Regions from separate parts of the Mus musculus genome. Here region 1 is linked to region 2. Evidence: chromatin contacts called from ENCODE Hi-C data. All regions are on one chromosome and are shown on one strand. The core of a region is the stretch at or near the end of the contact, and the rest is flanking DNA. Distances in the headings are between cores, read along the strand shown. Region 1 overlaps Miga1 (mitoguardin 1). Region 2 overlaps Mbnl1 (muscleblind like splicing factor 1).

Evidence for each region. A loop is a pair of places that touch in the nucleus more often than their neighbours do.
Region 1: a loop to region 2 is called in a map of T-helper 2 cell, with 129 times the contacts of the local background. The contact joins two enhancer-like sites. A Hi-C loop is called at or near these places in 3 of 37 maps with a recorded cell type or tissue (T-helper 17 cell and T-helper 2 cell).

Annotation. Positions count from the first base shown.
Region 1 is chr3:152,314,150-152,317,307 of GRCm38, forward strand. The region is part of intron 7 of Miga1 (mitoguardin 1); the gene reads right to left. Among named protein-coding and RNA genes, the nearest start is that of Miga1, 25 kb to the right of the region's middle. Within about 2 kb of position 1,647, at least 1 of the 3 ENCODE cell types and tissues checked has a DNase peak (open chromatin) inside an H3K27ac peak, as active enhancers do.
Region 2 is chr3:60,579,351-60,582,618 of GRCm38, forward strand. The region is part of intron 2 of Mbnl1 (muscleblind like splicing factor 1); the gene reads left to right. Among named protein-coding and RNA genes, the nearest start is that of Mbnl1, 80 kb to the left of the region's middle. Within about 2 kb of position 1,506, at least 1 of the 3 ENCODE cell types and tissues checked has a DNase peak (open chromatin) inside an H3K27ac peak, as active enhancers do.

The sequences.
Region 1 (3,158 bases), core at 397-2,896, about 92 Mb after region 2:
AAGCCCAGGCAGGCCTTGGCATTGTGGTCTCTTCCTGCTGTGGCCGCCCAGGCTGGCATTCCAGGCTAATTAGCCGTTCCAGGCTAATCCTACATCTTATATATAAACTAAGTTGTCTAAGGAAAGGCCTCGGAGGTAGGAAGGTGGGTAGAGGCGGGATATTAACCTATGCTTGTTCTGCTCCAAAGCTCATGTTCATAACTACTAAACTACACTAGCTGTGTCTACGTACAACTGTAGCCACACTCAAAAGGTTTGGCCAACTGCACATTGGGAAATAAGTTTTTGCAATATTTTTTTAATTAAGTTTTAAAAATACATAAGAAGGATGGGGAAATGTTTCAGCAGTTAAATGTTCTCGCTCTCATCCAGATGACCCAATCTGTTTCCCAACTCTACAGTCAAGCGGCCCACAGCTGCCTAAACTTCAGCTCTAGACCTGATGCCGCTCCTGCCCTACAAACACACGCACCCACATACACACGCACCCACATACACACGCACCTACATACACACACCTACATACACACACCGACATACACATGCACCCACATACACACGCACCCACATACACACGCACCCACATGCACACACCCACATACACACGCACCCACATACACAAGCACCCACATACACACGCACCCACATACACACACACACACATACACACGCACCCACATACACATGCACCCACATACACACACACCCACATACACATGCACCCACATACACACGCACCCACATACACACACCCACATACACAAGCACACACATACACACGCACCCACATACACACGCACCCACATACACACGCACCCACATACACACGCACCCACATACACAAGCACACACATACACACGCACCCACATACACACGCACCCACATACACACGCACCCACATACACAAGCACACACATACACACGCACCCACATATACAAGCACACACATACACACGCACCCACATACACATGCACCCACATGCACACGCACGCACACACATACATACACACGCACCCACACACACCCACATACACATGCACCCACATACACATGCACCCACATGCACACGCACCCACATACACACATACAACTTGTACACACATATGTGTGAGTACAAATATTTTTTTAAATACCTAATGCCTTTAATCCCAGCCCTCGGTAGGCAGAGGCCAGCAGATCTATGAGTTCAAGGCCAGTTTGGGCTACAGAGTGAGCTCTAGAATAGCCAGAGCTACACAGAAAAACCCTGTCTTGAACAAACAAACAAAACATTATAACAGCTGGCCAGACACTGTGGCACACACTTGTAATTGAAGCATTTGGAAGACTGAGCCAGCCTGAGCTAAAGAAAGTTCAAAGCCAGCACTAGATACACAGGGAGACATAGCTCAAAAATGTTCTTTTCACAATTACAAAATCATGATTGCTACCAATCTGAAAAACAGAAAATATAAATAAATACTGTCCCAAATATCTAGACACAAGGAAGTGGAAGACCTTCCACAATAACGGAAAGTTTCACTACTATTCAGTGTTTTGTGAACACCCTTTCAAGGCCTCTCTCAAATGTGCCATAAGTGTGCTTCGGGTTAAGCCCAGTCCAGCCAGCAGCACAGAGCGGCACTGACGAGCCACTGCTCTCTGGACTGGGGAGGAGGCGTGCTGCCCTCTAGTGACTCAACAGCACAGACTGGGGAGGAGGCGTGCTGCCCTCTAGTGACAACAGCACAGTCAACAAGAAGCCCCTCAGAGGTAGGAAATGTCCATGCTGTTAGGAAAGAACTGACCCAAGCCTTCATCTCATTGAGGAAACATAACGTCCATCCATGAAATGTGGTTACACATCTGCTGTAACTAAGCCAAGGGTCAGATGTCGGTACAGAAGAGTTTAGAAACATGGAGGGCTCAGCGGCTAAGAGAGCCTGCTGCTCTTCTAGAGGATCCAGGTTCAATCCCCAGCACCTGCACCACACACATATGAAGGAAGAAAATCTTCCCATTATTAAAAAAAAACAGGTGTGGGGGTGTGGCTCAGTGGTTAAGAGCACTGACTGCTCTTCCAGAGGTCCTGAGTTCAATTCCCAGCAACCACATGGTGGCTCACAACCATCTGTAATGGGATCTGATGCCCTCTGCTGGTGTGTCTGAAGACAGCTACAGTGTACTCACAAGCACTAAATAAATAAATCTTAAAAAAAAATAAATTAAGAAATTAAGAAAGGAAGGAAGGAAGGAAGGAAGGAAAGGAAGGAAGGAAGGAAGGAAGGAAGGAAGGAAGAAAGAAAGAAAGAAAGAAAGAAAGAAAGAAAGAAAGAAAGAAAGAAAGAAAGAAAGAAAGAGGGAAAGGGAAAGGGAAAGGGAAAGGGAAAGGGAAAGGGAAAGGGAAAGGGAAAGGGAAAGGGAAAGGGAAAGGGAAAGAAAACGGGGAGGGCCTCAGGAGTCCAGTGCTTGTTGTACAGGCTTGGGTTTGGATCCCAGCCCCCACATAAAAGCCAGGTGTGGTGACGTGTGCGTATAACCCTTGCACGAGGGGAAAGGAGACAGGTAGATCTCGAGAGCTCACTGGCTAAGCAGCATGTACAAGCCCCATTAGATCCCAGCTTTGAAACAGAAAAAAACAAAACAACAAAACAACAACAAATCCAGAAAGGAAGATCCTCACAAGGAATTATCACACCCAGAATTAATTCTTATTTTTATAGTATGTGGCTTCCAGGCTTCCTTACACTGCTGCAGTGATGATTTCCTGCAGACACACTGCCCACAAAGAGTTCATCGTTAACCTTTCTATTCAAAGATAATGCTCAGTTTTAGACGTGGTTAGGAAACACAGTATACTGATAAGAAGATGGACTCTTGTACTCGGGAGGCAGAGGCAGAGGCAGAGGCAGAGGCAGAGGCAGAGGCAGAGGCAGAGGCAGAGGCAGAGGCAGAGGCAGAGGCAGAGGCAGAGGCAGAGGCAGATGGATCTCTGTGAGTTCGAGGCTAATCTGGTCTACAGAGCAAGTTCCAGGACAACCAGGGCTACACAGAGAAACCTTGTCTCAGGGGAAAGTCAGCGACAGCCGTGGGATCCCTGTGGCTGGAGTTGCCAGTTGCTCCGTGGGCACTCAGAGTGAAACCTGAGTTCTCTGCAAGAGCAGCAGGGCCTCCTAA
Region 2 (3,268 bases), core at 256-2,755:
TTATTCGCTGCCTTTAGCTCTTGTCGATATTGTTTTGCTTTTATAGCATACTGTTAAGCATGGGCCAGGCATGAGCACCATGACAGTCTCCAAGAAAACACCCTTACACACTTCAGGGCGTTACAGAGTATATGTGAGAGCCAGAAAAGCAAATTGACCAATGAGGTGTTGGCATCGTAATTGGAAGCAATGAGAAATAGCACACAGTTGCACGAGGCGAGCTGAATGTCTGTCCCTTCCCACCCCCACCTCATAGGCTCATAGTAGAGCACATTTTGAAAATTCTGAGGAATTCATTCCAATTCTATTTTGGTAGGCAAGGAAAATTTAGAAAATTGGTAATAAAGTATTGCCAGTCTCTACTGTCATCTCAATGAATCACAAACTTTAGCTTCTTTTACTGAGCATGGATACAAACACAGAATCATTGAGTCCCATAATTTTGTTTTTTAAAAGTGTATCTGTTCGTAATGGAGAGAATTGAAATTTATACGTGGCAGGGGTAGCAAAGTCATTTCTCTTTATAGTATCAGGTTTTAGGAAGCTCCATTCTCCCAAAATATGGCGCTCATTCTCTCTACCAAAGGAGCCATTTCCTGTCAATGTCAAGGGACAAATGGCCAATGGGTGTTGACTGTTGACCAACCAAAACCAGTGCTGGCCTTTAGGCTCTTTCAGTATAGCAGCACAACTATTCATGGCTCTTTTCAGCGCTTCTGATCCTACCTCCTGCTTTAAACTCCAACTCCTGGGCTTCCCTCTTTCAGCTTCCCTCTCTCCCTCTCTGTTCCTCTTGTGGTCTGGACTCTTTCAGATGCCTTTGGCTGTGTCCTTCTTCGTATCTACAATTAAAGTCTTTCCATCAACAACACTTCGGAGTAGTCAAGTCTTTAGTTTATAAATCTAGTGCCTAAACCCTCAGTTTATACATCTGGTCCTGAAAGCTCTGGGTGGGAGCACAAATGGATCCCTCCCTTTCAAGGGGTCTTGCCTTTCCTAAGCAAACGAAGCTGCAGACTTGACTCTCCTAAGATACGCATGTATCTGTTTTGTTTTTATTTATTTAATTCTAGAGTCTTCCTCTTCCTTGCTTCTTCCTTTCACCTTCTGTACTTCTGCTGTGGTATTCGGGGCAGCTCTCTGGCTCCTGGAGCCTGCTTCCCCCTCCTGGGTGCCCTTCACAAATAAAGGCTCTCTCTCCCTCCACCTCCTCAGTCCTCTTCTATTGAGTAAATTTAACTGCAGCACTATCTGCTTTGTCTCTGTTGACTTGCTGGAGCTTACTATTACTATAAAACCATTCTTCTCAGCCTCCTGGGCCCCTGTCATATAGAAAATGGATGCCTCTCCTCTGTGACTGGAGATATCTCTCTCTCTGACAAATCTCTCAGTGCATTTGAGCATGCCCCAGATTGAAGCTCTTGTTGCACAGAACACTTATCCTCTCCCTCACGCCTTTCTCCTTCACTGCATGTTCTCGGCTCCCTCCGAGCTTCCTCCTCTCTGCTAGAAGCTGCCTGCGTGGTCTCTCTCCATAGCTTGCTAGAACCCGTTGTTTCTTCCTTTACCTTCCCTGACCTCTGTGATACAGACATCCTCTGGGGTGGAGTTCCTGTTTGCAGCCCTGTCCCTCCTGTCTGTCAGCTTCCTCCTAATTAGAACCCTCCCTCTGGTGGAGTTCCTGATTTTTCCTTTTTCTCTTTTCCTCTTTGGAGCCAGAGACTGTATGAAGCCATGATGTCTGGCTGAAAAAGGTGACCTTAGTTTAGTGCAGTAGCGCCAAATCAATTTGCAAATTCCCACATATTGTAAAACATTTGCCATCATACAAGCAAATATTCGACAAAAGTCTCTTATCTCTAAGCTTTTTCTACTTTCCACTCTAGAAAATCTTTTATCTCTATGCTTTTTGCTCTTTGCTCTCAAAAATTATTTTAAAACTATTATATAAACTCTGTAAAATTTGGAACAAAAGTTAGCTTAAAATTTGCAACCAAAAGCTAATACGTTAAAAAAAAAAACAAAAAACAAAAAACAAGACTATACCTAGGTAATCTTAATTTTCTCTGTGATACTATATGTGTAGCTCGGATTCAACATGTTTAGGGAAAACACACACACACATACATATGTATGTATATGTGTGTGTATATATATGTATGCATATTGAATATATGAATATGTATGTATATATATTCAACTCTTGTTAAGTAAAATAGATGTTTCTAAATAGTAGCCACCATGTGACTGCACCACCATCTTCTTTAAGATGACCACGTGCTATAAACCAGCTAAGGCAGCACCCATAAAACATTTTAGACCTCTTGAACCCCAAGATTGTCTTTGTGTCTCCTTTTCACACAAAGGAAACAGCTGCAGGTCTTAAAGACATTTTGGATTAGGATGACTCTTTATATGATAATGGAAAGAGTTAAAATTTATACATGGCAGTAATAGCAAAATGACTGTTCTTCACTTTACTCGAGACATTAGAAACAGTAACTCTAGGCTAAGGACCTTAAGGTGAGCCTTAAACAATGCTCTGCTTTAGGAGAGAAAGAGAGAAAAAGGGGGTCTGGAGAGAAAGAGTTGGGGGCTATGTGACTTATTTTATGAAATAAAATTTCACGCATCTTTCTAAGATAAAAAATTTAGAATGCAATTGAAAAATTAGAGTAATATTAAAGGGATAGAAAGTTTAACCATATGAGCCCTTGTACATATTTACACTTTATTTCAAGTGCTGTTTGAAAACTCTAAAGAGGGGTGGGGATGAATGGAAATCTTCTGAAATTCAGCATACTTCTCCTACCTCTGCCCATGAATAAACAACTGTCCTAGAATTTGTATCTTTGCAACCACAAAAGGGCAGAACACCTAATGTTAGTCATTAGTTTTTGAGTAATAAACGTCTGATTTAACTTTTCTTAACCACTTTCTATTTTAGTATGCCCTGGCAAATTACGTAAGAGCCATAATTGGGTGAGCTCTAATGTCTGGGCAAGGAACTCACTTGAGAAGAAGAGAGATCTGTTACAAAAGCAGCAGCTCGGGACATCTCAGTGTCCTGCCAGCACTATGGTATCCCTATGAAAAACAGCTGCTCCAGCTTGGTACAGTAATGTAAGAAAAGCTTCTAGAAGATGCAAACATATTCCTCAGGGTCCACACTTCTGTCAGGGACTTTTTTATGTCATATTTAAGAAGAGAGTGGCTACAGTTTTCTTTTTTAATAGGGTATTACAAATGATTTTGAAGTTTTGATTTG